Regions from separate parts of the Mus musculus genome. Here region 1 is linked to region 2. The links are chromatin loops, found by intact Hi-C in ENCODE. Cell type or tissue: heart. All regions are shown on one strand. Links, peaks and the distances in the headings refer to the core of each region. The heading gives the core; the rest is flanking DNA.

Region 1 (8,215 bases), core at 2,804-6,803, 320 kb before region 2:
TCCCATTTCCTCATCTGAATCGGAGATGATACCTTCCTACCAGAACTCACCCGAGCCTCTGCTTCTGTTCCCTTTAAAAAAGGAGCTAGTTGGCCATCCTAGGAGCCTTGGTGAGGAAGGAAGGGCCACATGGCAATGAGCCAAAGAGGCAGAGCCCTTAACATGGTACTGGTATTTTCCGACAAGCCTGAAGGACCCACTTGGCAAAGTGGAGGCAATGGCGCATGCCCAAAGGATATAAGGAGCCCGTTTCAATGCTCCTTTCAACCTAAGACAGTAGTACTCGGTGCGTCAGATGATACCCTTGTCCTCTTGCTAATGGTAGCCAAGTGGTCGTTCAGGAGCCATCTCCTCTCTGCCCTATGGCCATTCTGCTATTGCTGTTCCTGCATCTCTAAAGGCTGGGGTGAAGAGAGGTGGCACTCCTCTGATGTATACTGTCACAGCAGCCATGTTACCTAGCTCTGGGATAAGCACTGGGACCCAGCACATACAGCTGCCCTGACAGAAGCAGGGCTGACCTTGTTTTAAGTGACTGGATGTGATTAATTTTTCAAATGTGGGTCCTTGGGAAGGCCATTGTGAATATATTTGTTTTGTTGCTGGATTATTGCAGTGTTGGGTGGTTTCTTTTCCACCCACACACAGAGATTTCTTTGAGAATTAAAGAGGAAGTAGGCAGGCTTTCTCTGGCACATGCAGACATGTGGAAGAATTTCTAAACCTCCTTTGGGGACGGTGTCCATAGCAACAGAGACTGTTCTGCAGAGGAATTCTCAATTAGCACCAAACACAGGAACATTGCTTGCCAGATTTCCTAGCCAGAGTGGTCACCATCACAGAGTGCAAGGTGCGCTGTGACACTATGTGATAGGAATACATCACGGTTAAAATGCTTGCACATCTATGATGCATGGGACTTTGAGACTATCGGAGTACCTTACATTGGAGGCTGGCTGTACACATTATAACTAGGTATAAGTTGTCACTGGAGCAGGATAAAGATGAGGGCCTGGCTCTGAGGTGACCTTGTAAAAATGACTTCCTATCCAGAGTCAGTGATTTAGGGGTTAAATTAATTAGATCTCTATGAAGTCATTATATACTATAGAGATCTAATTAACTTCGTCTATGTATCCCTGGGATGCATCGGCAGATGAAAAGGACACACAGACTGCCTCTTACATGATAAAAAGGGAGCTTGGGTATTCTTTTGTTACATAGTCACAAAGGCTCTAGAAGGATCTACAAAGAAACCAGCAATGTATACATATTTAGAATGACTGCGAATTAGGCAGATGAGCAATTAGCAAAGAAAAAGACTTTTCATAATAAATCCCAGCACACTATCTAATCCTAAACCATGCAGACATCTAATCAATAAAAATTTAACTTCCAAAGAAAATAAAATATGCATTTCCTTGATGGCCTTCCAGTTTGAGAGTAAACTATAAATCTTCCAGCACTAAGGTGTCATTCAAGCGTGTATTGGGCACCAACTACACCCGTGGCTCCTTGCCAAAAATGTATACATTTCATTTAAGGGGAGGCCTTTATACAGCAGGCACAAAAACAAGGAAATGCATTTGCATAGCGGTGAAAGTGCTCAGCTGAAGGGATTCGAGAAAGAAAATGACAGCCGCTATGGGGGATAAGGAAGGCTTCTGAGATAATGTGAGCCAAGAAAGGGCATGCCAGCAGGATGACGAACGTGTGCTTAATTTGCTCAGCAATCAAGAACCACTGAAGTGTTCGGAATGGGAGAAACTAATCATAGATCCTGCCTTTCAAGAAGGTGGTGGCTGGCGATCCTTGCACAGGAGGCGCAGCAGTAATAGCTGCCACCCCAGGATTTACGGACCAGATTACACGAAGGGCTCTAAATGCATTGTCTCCGTTAATCTTTAAAACACCCCTATCAATGAATAGATGGAAGGAAGGATGGACGAGTGGATGAATGGATGGATTTATCGCCTAGCAGAGCTCACAGCTATTGTAGTATTAAAATTTCATTCCGCATATGTTAAAAATGGGTCTTAGAGAGCTTAGACAGCCAGCATGTGGCCACGGAAAATACCACACATGAGAGGAGTGACTGATCCTTGACACTGAAGACAGCATGCCAGGCACTTGGTAATCGCACACTGCGCACACGGGTAGTCCTTGCCAGTGGGTGAAAGGATAATTACTACAAATGTGTGAGTCCTAAAAACACCTTTAATATGGAATTCACTTGCTCTCAAAGCCTACCCAGAAACCCAGAAACACATATACAAAATGTATGTATAAAATATCAAATGAATCCTATTGATACTTTTCTTAGATTGCAATGATTGTATGTTAAGTTCCTTTGAAGGTCCATGGATAAATCTTGCTGGGGTTAGCAAGCTGGAGGAATCCTTGCCCCTATCAGGTATAGAAAGCTACTGTGTACTCGGGGCAAGCACTCTCTGATATGTGAGGGGGTGAATTCTGGATGTTGACTTCCACAGAGCCAGTGCCCTCTTACATTTCTCATTCCCTTGTTAGACATTAAATATGGCAAGCAAACAGATAAATTAGGTCAACCTTTAATGGATCTATATGTCCGAGGAGAGGTAGGAGGGCATAGAGTATGTCCACAACACCTGGCATGAGGTGTCAACCTGGACCTCATTGAAGAGACTATTGTGTATAGATGGGCTTGGAGTGCAATATCAACTTCCAGGAGTGGCGAGGGACGATAGCAGGAGACTGGATGTGAGGCTGGGATGAGGTAAGGGTGTGGCAAGACTGAGGTGGGGTGAGGTAAGGTAGGGTTAGGTAGGGTTAGGTGAGGTAGGGGGATATGATGAAGGTGAGGTGGGCTGAGGGGAGAGTGAGGTAAGATAAGTGAGAAGAGAAGAGGTGAGGGTGAGGTGAGGGTGAGGTGAGGTGAGGTGAGTGAGGTGAGATAATCGAGGAGAGATGAGGAGGTGAGTGAGGGGAAAGAGGTAACGTGACATTGAGGTAGGAATGAGGTGGGGTGAGATAAGGTAAGATTAGGTAGGGTGAAGAAGGGTGAAGGTCAGGCGGAGTGAGTGAAGAGAGGTGAGGTGAATGAGGAGAGAGTGAGGAGAGGGTGAGGTGAGGGTGAGGTGAGGGTTGGGGTCATGTGAGTGTGAGAATGAGAATAAAGACGAAGGAGAAGATGGGGTGAGGATAAAGATGAGGATGAGGTGAGGGTGACAGTGAAGGTAAGGGGGAGATGAGGGTAAAGATGAAGGTGAGTTAAGGGTGAAGTGAGGTAAGGTAGGGTGAAGATGAGCATGAGGGGTGTGCTAAGGGTGAGCTGAGATGGAGCTGAAGATGCAGGTGATATGTGCTGAGGTGACCATGGGGGTAAGGGGAAAGATGAGAATGAGGGGAGGAAGTGTGAGGGGAGCTATGAGCTGAGGTGATCTTGGGAAAGGGACGAGGGTGGGGTGAGGTGAGATGAGGTGGGGTGGGGTGGGGTGAGGTGAGGTGAGGTGAGGTGAGGTGAGGTGAGGTGAGGTGAGGAGAAGTGAGGTGAGGTGAGGTGAGGTGAGGTGGGGTGGGGTGGGGTGAGGTGAGGTGAGGTGAGGTGAGCTGAGGTGAGGTGAATTAAAGTGAGGTGAGAAAGGAATAGCTCCCATTTCCCTCCCAGCTCCCAGTCCTCACATTTTATCTCCTGGAGCATAAGCATGTGTTTCTTCTCCTGGGTAGCAGAGGGCCCAGCCCTGCTTGGCTATGACACCCAGATCTTTCACAGATGCATCTCATCACCATCAACTCGGTCCCAGACTTTCTTAAACTCTAAACCTTCTTCCCTTGCACCACGGCTCTCAGTTCTGCAGAGACCAGGAACTGGACAGAGATAGCAGCTATACTGCCTCCATTGTGTTATGGCACTTCCATCGTTTAAGGGAAACAGTCGGTCTGGATGAGCAGGTGGCAGTTTAGCCACCTTGCCTCAACAGCAAATGACAAACAGGATCTGAGACTGGTTGTGAATAAGTCTTTGTGCCATGTAACAGGCAAGGGCTGCAAATGTGAGCACAGGGAATTTTCTGTGAAAACCCTGTTTTTTTCTGGGTACTTTTTCCTGAGATTCCATGGTAAGCCTTACCAAGCTTTCAGGGTTTAGGGAATGGTTTTCCAATGTTCGGTCTTCCAGACTTCCTTTTATGCTTTTCAAACTGAATAAAAACAAAGAGGCCAAAAAGGGAAGCTGCCCTTCCTCTGAAGGGCTATATCTAGATCTTTCATCTTGCTGAAAATCCCGAGATGGTCTGCTGAGAAGCAGGACTGAATCTGCTTCTGCAGGAAGGTCAACACTGGATGGGCAAAACCGCACCTGCTCCTGTGATTTAGTAACTTCCACTAGCGAGTGGCCGCTGGGGCTAAAGAAATCCTGTCGCTGTCACAGTGAGAGTGAACAAAGGAGCTAGCCTGCCTACCTTTGGGGGGAGGGGGATGGAAGCCACTGGGTCTTGTCTGTGCAGTCTTAGCTTTGTTTCCAGGTCACCAGTGCTTTTATTGTTTAGCCTACTGGTGCTATGAGGAGTTCTGAGGTCCCTGCTGGGCTGGGCTTGCTGTGGGAGTATCCAGACCTCTCAGCCGTCAGCAGGCTGCCTGGCTCCCAGGAGGTCACTTCAGGCCTGGCCATCTAACTTTAACAGCTGTTGGCATCTCCTCATGTCCTCACAGGCACTGATAGAAGCAAAAACATTGCAAATCCTGCTCCCTCTGTGGCTTGGCATGGCCACATGTCCCCAACTGCAGCAGACAAGAGGATAAATCCTGGTTTTTGCAAAGGCTACCATGCATAAGCTGATAGTCAAAGGATCTTCCAGTTCTTCCCAGGGTGTCCTAGGATCCCAGCCTTTGCTCTCTGGGTACCAGAAGCAATTTTCTTTTCTCCACATTTGTGACATCATGTGTTTCCACACATCACTAGACAGTCACTGAGAGAGAAACTACCTACTGTGTAGAATGAGGTGAGACTGGTGGCTCCGAATAATCCACTGCAACCATTCATTTGAACTCTGCCTAGGTTGTCTGTGTGACCCTCAGAAACAATACCATGTAACCTAACTCCTGAGTTGCACAAAGCTATTTCCTTTTTGTTCATATTATTTGAAAAGCATAAAATATTTGTACTGGTAAAAAGGTAATTTTGTCTCTTAAAGGCCACAGGAAAATGAGGCCTGTATGTCCCTTTGTCCAGTGTTTAGTTTTTGGCAGCCTGCCCAGGATTCAGCTCCTTCCCATCTCTGTGAGGAGAGACTGAGATCAGCCTAGGAGCTAGGCACAGATGGGAGTGTTCACGGAGCACTCTCCGGCTGCGAGCACATATCCTGCAGAGTGCAGAAGTCTCTTTGGGAGCCACACGCAAGTGTAACATGGGGATATGTTTAAATAGAAGAGCTTCAAAACCAGTTTTGTCTAGCCATATGTGAAGGACTGTGCACAAAGGAGCTATTTCTGGTGCTCTGGGCTCAGCAACCCATAGTGAACCCCGTAGTAAGCTCAGAGCATCTCATGACCAATGGCCTTTCTCCCGAGAGTGAATCCCACAGGAACAGCAAGAGGGATGGTATGGGAACAGGGACAGGGGGTGGAGAAACAGGAGTCAGTGAGGGAGGCCTCTGAGTGCACGGCACTGGAAGTGTCATCAGGAGGACCTCACCAGCTGACATCCATATCCAGGGAAGGGAAGGAAAAAAGAGGGAAGTAAGCCAGGGCATGATGGAGTATCCCCAGCACAGACAACCAGCCAGAAGCATGGAATCCCTTTGGAGAAAAGTGTTTGCTGCCCATCCCTCTAGCCTGGAGGGGATGCAGAGCCTGTATGCTCAGTGACAGGGGCTGAAACTCCCGGTTCAGATTCCCTGGCTCAGTGCTGTTGGGGAAGCCAATCTTTGCACCTAGTGTCCCCAGCACTACTTCCTGTTTGTGGAACAACAGGAGAGCCTTGGGGGAAGCCTGTGTGCTGTGGAGGGCACCTTCCCTTTGGTAGAAATTGTGTTTCGTGCATCTGACAGACCAAACAGCCAGCTGTCTGTCATCTCATGACTCAGCGTGATTCCTAACACTTCATAAAAGGAGCAGATGTGTTTCGCTGGCATTTCATGGGGGGGGGGGGAAGCTACGATGACACTTCCAGGTACAACCCCACCTGTGTTTGTAGAGTGGTGCAATGTTTTCTTGGCTTTTGATCAAGAAACAGCACAGACGCTGTGGCCACCCACCCATTGTGAAGCTCACATTCTGACTCCCATGCCGTTTAAGTACAGGATACTGTGGCCTCCCTCACAGGGCTGCGGTGACCACTGTACTAACAGAAAGAGGAGGCACAGTGTTATTAATAGTTTAGAATCTAGTGCCACTTTGCTCCCAGCAGCTCGGCCCTTTAACTGTGGGCTGGTCCTGCTGCTACAGTGGTCCCTCTCCTCACCTGTAATGGGGACTTTTTTTATATCCAGTACCTGCTGCAAGGGGAGGGCCTGCTATCCCGCTCAGGACTCCTGCCCTGGGTCCATTTACCAGTCACTTATGCTTAGACTGGAAACTCATTGACAGCATTTTCTAAAGGATACTCTCCCAGAATTGGCCTACTATGTGCAATCTCTCTCTGAGGAGCACTGTCTCATGACATTGCAGTTGTCTTTGGGGGGGGGCGGGGAGGGTTCGAGACAGGGTTTCTCTGTATAGCCCTGGCTGTCCTGGAACTCACTTTGTAGACCAGGCTGGCTTCGAACTCAGAAATCTGCCTGCCTCTGCCTCCTGAGTGCTGGGATTAAAGGGGTGTGCCACCACACCCGGCTAACATTGCAGTTGTCTTATGCCACCTTCTGTGTTGCCCAAGCTGAAGTAAGCAAGCATTCTGCACACGCAGCCTGCAGACTAGAGGCCTCTTTTATCTGTCCTCATGCTGTATATTCAGAGCAGATGGTACTCACTTGCTGTTTATGCCACAGCCAGTGATCTCTGTTCCCCCATGCTATAGAAGGAATGAAAGCTCAGAGAGGTTGAGTAACTCTGCCATGGTCACAGAGCAGCATGTTAGAGCATTGCAGTTTCCAGGGTAAGAAGCCATCAGATAGTTTTAAACTCCTGTTTAAAACTATGGTAGACACACTGTGACTTTTGTGGCCTTCCTTTTCCTCTTTTGACATGATTTATTTGTAGTACCTGGGACGAGCCTGGTAGAGATGACTATGTTCCCAGACTAAGGACTCCATTGGCTGTTACCATGACACACTGGAGCTGGCTACACCAAGCCCAGCACTGGGATCATTTTGCACATGGCTGTGAAGCTTTGAAAACTCACTCTTGCCACAGCCACACCCTGGCTTTCTGCTAATTGACAGACAGAGCCGTCAGTTTGCTAAAAGCTGTGGTAATACCCTTGGTCACCACAGGCCACTTAGAAGTTCAGTCTCGATACATGTAAGTATGCGGAGAGCTCGCACTCCACAGATATGGCTTAGCGTTCTGCTGACATTGTACTGTCTGTATATTGTCCTATACCTGTCTCTCCCAGGCTGTCGTGCTGAACACATGGAGCTGCCAAGACCCCCATCCCACCCCAGTGCCCCCAACACACACACTGTTCCCTGATCTTCAGTTTGCTTCTTTATCAAGTCAGAGGAATCTTTAAAAAAAAAATAATGAAGTTGGCTCTTTGGCGATTTCACGCATGTTTATAATGCATCCTGGTTACTCACACAATTTTCTCTTATAGCCTCCCATCTTTCTCGCCCCCTCATCTCTACCTGTCCCTTTCCCAAAACCCATGACTTTTCATTTTGGCTCATGATCCATTTAGTTTAAAACTTAGTTAAGTAACTATGAGGTTAGGACTAGCCACTGGAGCCTGATGGGGCTACAATTACCAGGGAGTAACAACTGAAAGCAATGGCTCCTCTTTCTCTGACCGTATCCATAGTCATCAGTGAGGCTCGAGCCTTCTGAGCCCTTCCCCCATCCTTTCCTGATGCTCGTGGGCCTGTTCTTAGGCAGACTCGGTGACGTCATCTCTAGTAATTGAGAGTTCATGCTCGTGTTAAGTCTGTATAGTGCTTAAAGGGTGGCATTTCTGTCTCTTACATTCTGTCTACCACTTCTTCCTAAGTAATTGTTGAGCTCTGGAATGAATGGCATAATTGTCTTGTTTAGGGATGTACACTCAGTGGTCATTTATTGTCAGGATCTTGTATAACCAAAGGTT
Region 2 (8,215 bases), core at 1,811-5,810:
CCTGGGAACTGCCCCCTTGGCTTGCCTCCTTATTCAGCATGAGTCACAGCTTACCTTCCAGACACAGCTCTTTGTGCAGATGAACCACAGACTTCTTAAAGACAAGCTTACATTGTCTTCTTTTCCCTTGATTCCTAGCTTGTTTAAGACTTTACTTACTGCAGTCTTTATCTCAAAGCTCTGTGCCTTCACTTATAGGCTGATCTTACTGGAGACTAGTTTTCTTTTTTATCCTCTCTTCTATACAACATGTCTAAAGAACTGAAGTTTGGATAAGTTCCATCTCAGAGCTCAGACTGTAAAATCCACCAGAGTTTCAATTTCTTTGTCTATAATTATCTAACTTGTAAGATAAATTATCTAACTTCGTTAGATAAAGCTAGTGGGAAAGAAAGAAGTATGGGTATGTTCACTGCCAGGAATGGCTTCTTGAATAGTCGTACAGTGTTCTGCATGCGGAGTACAACCTGGCCTGCCAACAGGGATAGAACTTGGCCTGTGTGCTCTTTGGGATTCTGAGGGTCAAATGGTGCTCTCTGTAATATCAGTTGGAAATCTAGCCCTTTAGATAAAAACTAAACACAGACTGAATGTAGCCTAGATGTGCGCTGGACAGATTACCAATCTGGGTTAAATATAAGCTAACCAGCCTATGTGCAGACTGAATATAGACTAGATACATACTAGAGAAAATGCTGAAAGTGGACTAGATGCAGACCTGACTAGTTACCCCTTCAACTTCATGGGATGAAGATGGAGAAAGGCCAGCTGTGGAAGCAAACTATGAGGCAAGGGGCAGGACCTCCCAGGAGTTTACCTTGGAAGTCGGAGAACTTCCCAGTAGTGAGAAGCAGCAGGGAGGGCTGTGGTAGCCATAGGAGTGATTGGGTGATCAAGTGATTGGATGATCGGGTGATTGCTCCATCCCAGGAGAGGGGAGGGAACACCAAAGCCTCAGGGGAGGCAGCAGGTTGACAGGGTAAGGTTTCCCTAAAGCAAGAGTTGACTGCTCTGGGTGTCTGGTGGTCATCTCAGAAGGCTAGCAGTGGGGGTGAAATGTGATGTTGCCCTCAGCGACCGCCTCATGTCACAGTAAAAGCTATTTCCTCCCATCAACAATCAGAGGCCCCCTTTCACCTCCCTTGCCACGGATGGGAAAAAGTCTGAGTCAAGGAGAGCAGTTAGAATAACATGGCAGTGTCTGGGGAGACCCAGGCGAAGGATGGAGAGAAGTACTATGTGTCTCACTAAGGAGCAGGAATGGGAGTGGACACACGAAGAAGCTGGACAGCTAAGCCACTGGGATAGGTAAACAGCCCCTTCCAGATGCTGTAAAGACCCTGTAACGAGCCTGCCATTGCAAGTCCTCCAGATGCCCCGTGTTTATTTGCTGGGAAATTGCACCATTGTGATACACAGTGACTGGTAGGTGAATGCACACTTCAGACATGTGGCCTTCAGGCTGCAACTGTGCTTGGAAGCTGGGTTGCAGCCTGAAGGCCACAGGTTGCTCCTGTGGCCGTTCCTGCCTTCTCTCAATGCCAGAGTGAAACCATACCTTAGAAACTCCTTCCTTTGTTGCCCGAAAACTCTTACTGTTAATTATCTGACAACTTCAAGAACACGTCCTTCCATTATTGCTATAAAATGCACAAGTCTATGTAGGGTTCCTTTTGGGGTACACTGCCTCAAAAAGGGCTGCAGATAACGACCATCTGTCACCCTGTTGCTTTTTATTAGTACAGAGTTCAGAATAGGCCATATTGATGCTAACTGATGTCAGTTGCAAAGGTGCACATACACAAAATGTTTGGTGCCTACCATTCTAAACTATTAAGACAAGGGACAGAGTTGTCATCAGTGTTCTCCAGCGTAGGGAGCTGGGAATGCCTCAGCAGCTCCAAGTGTCTGTGTGTCCAGATGGATCCCAGAGCATCAAGAAATCCTGAGAAGACACCAAGAGCAGGTGAGAAATCAAGATGTCCTAGCCAGGCGAGATGCAGGGTATTTGGAGTAAGGCTAATAGTCTTCAGAGCTGTCTTCCATACCTCCCCCAGCCCCTACAACTGAGATGCTTCCTCAAGTACATTGACTTACAGATTCAAGCTGTAACTCTGGAGTGGTCAGTCCTACAGGCTCTGTCCTCAGAAAGCGGGGAGGGAGAAACAACCACCTGGCCATGGCTTTTGCCTCTGAAGCAGGAGACCTTGGTGTGGACCTAGAACATCCCAAGGTCCACTCACCGGGTCCAGGAACAACACTGGGGCCTTTGAAGTCATCATCCAGAGACATGTCCTTCCCCTGTGACATGGCACGTCTTTGTTTCTGAGTTGCAGAGCAGCAGTGTGGGATGCTGTCATAGTGAGTGGAAGACTTGGAACCCAAGTTGGGGTCTACACAATGGAAGTTCAGCTTCCTGGAAGTGATCATTGCACTGAGACAACAGCCTTGCGATCCTTTTGATAGGAACAAGAAAACACAGAAAGGGCAGAGGTGGTGTGCTTGGACCAACATAGAAAGAGACACATAACCACGTGCTTCTCAGAGGATCTTGGGAGAGAAGTGCTGGGGTTGTATTGCTGGATTCTGGGGGCACATAGGTCCTCAGGGTGATTCATAGATATCACCTCACCACAGATTTGTGTGTAGTACATATGACTGTAACATTTTAGGATAAAAATATGGCTTAAGAAAAATTTGTGGGTGAGGTGTGGTAGTGTGCATTCTTAATCCCAGCACTGGGATAGAAGAAAAAGTAAGATCTCTGTGAGTTCAAGACCAACCTGGTCTACATAGTAAGTTCCAGGACAGCCAAGGCTATATAGAAAAACTCTGTCTCAAAAAAAAAAAAAAAAAGTAAAATTGCTTTTGAGATCACATAAGAAACAAAAAGGACACACTACAGAATGGATAAAAATGTTTATAAATCACATTCAATGGGAGACTTCAACTAGAACAAAAACTCCCTCCTTCCTTCCTTTCTCCTCTCCTTCCCTCCTTGTTTCTGTTTCTTAATCTGAAGCAAGGCAACACTAATCGCAGCTGAAAGGCATGGTAAAATCCTTGGCTGAAATCCTTGGCACACTGTGTCAAAGTTCAAATTCCATTCCACCACTGTCAGCCGTAATTGGGGCATACAAGGGCTTTGCTTTATTTTGTTTACAATTCCCTTAAGTGTAATTAAAATATACTTTTATACTTCGTAAGTTTCAGAAAATGTTTTCTCTTATTAAAAGAATTGTCTGAGGTCAATAATATTATCAGAGGTCTATGACCTTTGTTATAAGATGGGCATAAAAATTGACGTTTAAAAGTGTACAGAATGGAGAAAAAACATGAGACTTGAAAAACTACAGGCAACTAAGGAATGCTTAGAGTTGGAAAATAGTCTTCCCTACAGAAGAGCATACCAACTGGTTATTCAACATGAAATGGTCAGCACTGAAAACCATACATGAAAATGGCATTCTACAGACTGACAGGTTGTAATTAGAAATATCTATGTATTCATATATATTCATATATGCATGTAACAATAATCAATAAAAAAGAGACCATGAATTTGAAAGAGCACAATATGGGAAGGTTTGAAAGGAGGAAAAATTAGGGAGAAAGTATGTAATTATAATCTCAAAAATCAAAGAGAATATACTGAAGACAAATTTCTTTTAAAACAATCATTTGAGGTACAGAGCCAAACTTTCTTTGGGCAAATTGCATTTGGAATGAGCTACTGGGTGATTAATAGTCAATGTCCCTGGGTACGAGGGTCTCAGTCCCCAGCCCAGTCTCTGTGAGCTAGAAAGGAATGGTCTGTGCCTGCAGAAGGCTACCTCAGTCATAGAGCCTAGACTGCTATCCTTAGGCCAGCTCGGTTGAGCTGTTCCAGCCACAGTTGCTTTTGAAACACAGCCTCCTTTATTCTTCACTTTGGCATTTCCAGGAATCTCTTGGGGATCACTGTCTGCTCCCTTGTGTAGGTCTTGTACAACCAGTGCAGCTATTGGGGTGAGTCACTGTTGCTCTTCATCACTCTCCTTTCTCACAACATAACATGTGATTTTTATTTACTCTAGGCTGTGTTTTCAGCCAGAGCTCAAAACAGTCCTGGTCTCCTTGGGTTTCATTGTCCTCAGCTGTGAGGTGGAGAGGCTGTGGAAGCTGGAAGCCTTTTCCTCTCACAGGATAGGGAGGACTAGATTAAAAATATGAAAGTCCCGTGCTAATTAAAATACCCAGTGCCCTTACGTCATCCTTTAGACTGTAGTTCTGAAAACAAGCTGCAGAAAAACATATTAGATATTCAAATGATTAGATGGTTCCCTAGAACTCCTCCAGAGAACAACACATTTTAAAGTGGTAAGACAAAGGAGTATAACCAAGAATTCTCCACTCAGCAGAAAGGTCCACCAGGATGATGGTAAAGCAAGAGGACAGCATGGTAACTTGGTCGTTACCGGAATGGGCACAACCACAATGTGGATGATCATTCTGAGCGCATGAAGAGACTGCTGGTGGAGACTCTGTCCTTCAGGGTTGTAGAAATCAAAGTAGAATGATATGTATTTCGGCAAGTATCCAACACTGCTTTTCTCCTCCCAGGGACCTCTATTTGTGTTGAATATGGAAAGTAATCCATCCCCACTGTCCAGTGGCAAAGCTTCTTTGTGAATCCAGAATAGAACCCTATTGCTTCAAAGCAGACCCAGAGAGGTTGCATATCCTATAGTAAGCACTAGAGTAGCTGTTGAAAAGTAACTCCCCCAGTTATAAAAATGCTAACACACGTCTTGTAATGAAATAATAAGAGTAGCTAAGTAATGAGCTGTTAGATGGTGAGTGTTCAACCTGCCTGGATATGAGGGTCTCAGTCTCAATTTCAATCTCTCTAAGCTAGGAAGGAGCAGTATGTACATTCACAGAAAGTTCCTTTGGTCACCCTTGGTCATAAGAGACGGGGGAAGAGGAACCAATAAATTCATAAAATGGCCTTTTTCAATCCAGCTAAATTGGTGGTGGTTCTATTATATGTTAATGATCTAGATTCACCAATTAATAGATGTGACCAACAGAATAGTAGCTTAGTGAATGGAAAAGGAGGAGCTTTCAACTATGTCCCATTCCACAGAGCCACACTTTCAAGGTCCACTGGGGGAGATTGTGGAAGGATAAGCAATGACGTGAGGTAAACACTGAGGATAGACAACTAGAGTGTTTGTTTTTGTGCCAGGTAAAATAGATTTTATGGCAATAATATTGCCAGGGACAAAAAGAGACATTCCATAATGGCAGCAAGGTCGTCAGGAAGTCATTGTCGTTAACAGTGTACAATCACCACCAAGTAGTATAGAAATAGGCAGAGTTGAATATAAAAGTAGGGTTTTTCACAGAGCAGGGGATTTTAACACTCCCCACCTGACATCATTGATAGAATATATAAAAAAGAGAGAGAAGAAAAGAAAGGAAGGAAGGAAAAGAAAACAGTTGCCACCGAACACTAGCAATTTCCGTGATTATAGATTCTAGAGTATAGAGCTCCGCTCCTAACAGTTATTCAGAGTGCATTGCCTTTGAGGGCACATGGGCACTTGGCAAGGGTTGGTGTGTCATCCAGTGGGGGAGGGGAAGAACCAATGGGAGGATGCGAGGCGAGCAGGTGTGTTTGTAATTCCTCCTGAGGGCTGAGGAGAGTGGGATGAGCTCTCTTCTCCAGAGAGGGATCAGCTGAGATGGAGCCACACCATTCATTAAGCAGAGAAGTTTTGCTTTGCCCTTCTCTGAGCATGGTCAGATTGGCCACTGCACGTCAGCCTGCTGTCTTCTCTCATTGTTAAGGATGTAAAGCTCTGGCGCTATAGCCTATGGATGAGAAGGGCCATGAAATCAAATCTCTCCAAGACCAGAGACAGGTAAGGGACATGGTTGCTTTTCCCGCTCTCTAGGAAGATGTGTAAGGACACAGACTCCTGAGTGTTCCCTTTCGGGGTTATGATACACCTTCGGCATGAAAGCTCTCTCATGTGGAGAAGGAACGAATCTGGATATTTGACTATTTCTCCTGGAGATGGCTTCAAATCAGCCCCCGAGTGTCTGACAGACTCAGGCTGGCATTTGAAATCAGAGCTCCTCAAGCCTGAGTGTGCTTAGAAGTCATCTGTAGATCTTTAAAAAGTGCACTTTATCCAAGTGTCTGATTGTCTGTACACTGAAGAGAGGGGGGATAGGTGAATGGTTAGAGTAAATACTCACTGGGCTTCAAATGCCTCCTAAAAAACTTGCTTAGTGCTTCATTTCAACATTTATCTACAACTAGAACAGCCCCTCAGCAAGGAATCTGGCCTTAGAGATCTTAGAACCTGTGCTCAAGTTCACTAGGCTTAGCGAGGACACAGACACTCTGCGCAGCTTCAGTGTTAGGTATGGAGGAGACTTTTGGGCTACAATCTCCACTAGCAATTTCCTGGGACCCCTCAATTCTTGTCTACCAGGCTGGCTGGAGTCTAGCCATATCTTACTGCTAATGGCTTTGAATGGACCTGTTCAAGAGAGTCTCCTGTGCATGTCTAGGACTCTGATTCAGAACATCATGGTAGCATGGATTTCTTGTGATGGGAGCACTTGAACTTGACATTGGCACATGAAAAACCCAGAGCTTTCCCCGAAGAGCTGGTTTGTTGAAGAGTTATGAACGTTGTCTCGCTACATGTAGGACCTTCCTAGCTGGGGGACTTTGGCTTGTCCAAATGGCTCCCATTCCAAGTTTACTCAAAATCCATGTTAGATAAATGATACATGGTTCGTTCCTTGCATGTTCATGTGCTGGTAGCTTAGTTACACACACACACACACACACACACACACACAAAGAGGTAGTAGGAACTTTGAGACGGTCCATGTGAAAAATGAAAAGAGAATGGACCAGTATCTTCATTAATGGACTTGTATGTTTCATGGTTTGTTTGATGAGATCATGTTTCACTCTTAAAGTTTAGGGTAGCTTGGAACTATTATGTAGCCCAGGCTGGCATTGAAGTTGCTCACTTGGGTTAAGATTCCTTCTGAAGAGTGAATGAATGAACGAGTGAATGAATGAATGAATGAATGACAACATATTCAGTGCAGTGCCAGCAGGTACAGGAGCCACAGAGGCTGGTACAGGGCCATCTTTGGCCAAATTCTACACGTTAGATTTGGGTGACTATTTATTTAGTAGTCCTCAGGCATATGAATACCAGATGTAGAAAGTCTTTGCAGCAAATCTAGGGCACCTGGCTTCTCTGTAGCCTGGACCATAGCCCAGGTCATGACCTCTGCAGAGAACCCTGGTGTCCCTAGCACAGCAGCTAGTGATCGACTACACTAAAATGTGGACAGACTCTACTGGAGTTTGCTGTGAGAGGTTCATTCTCTTCCTTAAGATCTGGTTCTAATTTTGAAAATAATCTTTTGTTTACATTTTTTTGTATCAACAACAGTGTTGCCCTCAGGAAGAACCTTGAGATGGAAGTGAGCTCATTGTGAGGAAACTTGGAAGGACAACCCCAGCGGAGACTCTGGGGCTGGCAAGGAGAGTGGGGCACTTGAGGCTGCACAGCCACATGGCCTCCAGTGGCACCAAAGCCCTGTTGTGGATGCCACACTTGTGTCTTAGCTGTTCTGTGACACTCATGTGCAGCTCAGCATCTCTGAATCTGATTGTATCTGCAAAATGATGAACATCAGCCCTAGGCCAAGGGCCATTTTCAGGATTTAGTGAATAGACATTTGGCACAGAGCCTGTAAGGCATTGCTCTGCCACTGATATTTTACCATGTGCACACTTTTCTGTCTGTCTTGTACATTACTGTAGCATGTTACTGACTTTGCCTAATAACCTCAGGAAAGAAAATGGCCTTAAGCAAGACCCTAGATTTTGTGCATGTGTGTGTATGTGTTCATGTGTACATGGGTGTACATGTAAGAAGTGTGTGTGTGTGTGTGTGCTCACATGCGAACACATGCCTTTCCCCTTAAGACTCTTAGGCAGGGTTAGGAGGACCTGGCCCTCCCCATACACTTGGCTAAAGGTCAGGCATTATTACAAATCACTGAAAACAATTGTTTACTGGGGAAGAAAGTCCTGACAATCATCCCTCAGTATTTTCTTCTTATATGACAGAGCAATTTGGCTACTTGATTAGCACTGTTAGATGACCTATGCACCCCTTCCCCCATG

What was found. Peaks named below come from ENCODE experiments on the same cell type or tissue, not always from the same donor. Only the 100,000 strongest peaks of a DNase experiment are listed, where the experiment ranks them.
Region 1: a loop joins it to region 2, with 1.8 times the contacts of the local background. A loop is called at or near these places in 2 of 42 quality-filtered maps.

The regions. Positions count from the first base shown.
Region 1 is chr12:29,697,533-29,705,747 of GRCm38, forward strand. All of the region lies in intron 3 of Myt1l (myelin transcription factor 1-like), which reads left to right. Among named protein-coding and RNA genes, the nearest start is that of C630031E19Rik, 15 kb to the left of the region's middle. In heart, for the core only: no CTCF peak of the experiment used is centred there; DNase peaks (open chromatin) are centred at 4,629 and 5,259; H3K27ac peaks cover 851 bases.
Region 2 is chr12:30,020,608-30,028,822 of GRCm38, forward strand. No RefSeq gene overlaps it. Among named protein-coding and RNA genes, the nearest start is that of Gm15691, 35 kb to the right of the region's middle. In heart, for the core only: no CTCF peak of the experiment used is centred there; a DNase peak (open chromatin) is centred at 4,014.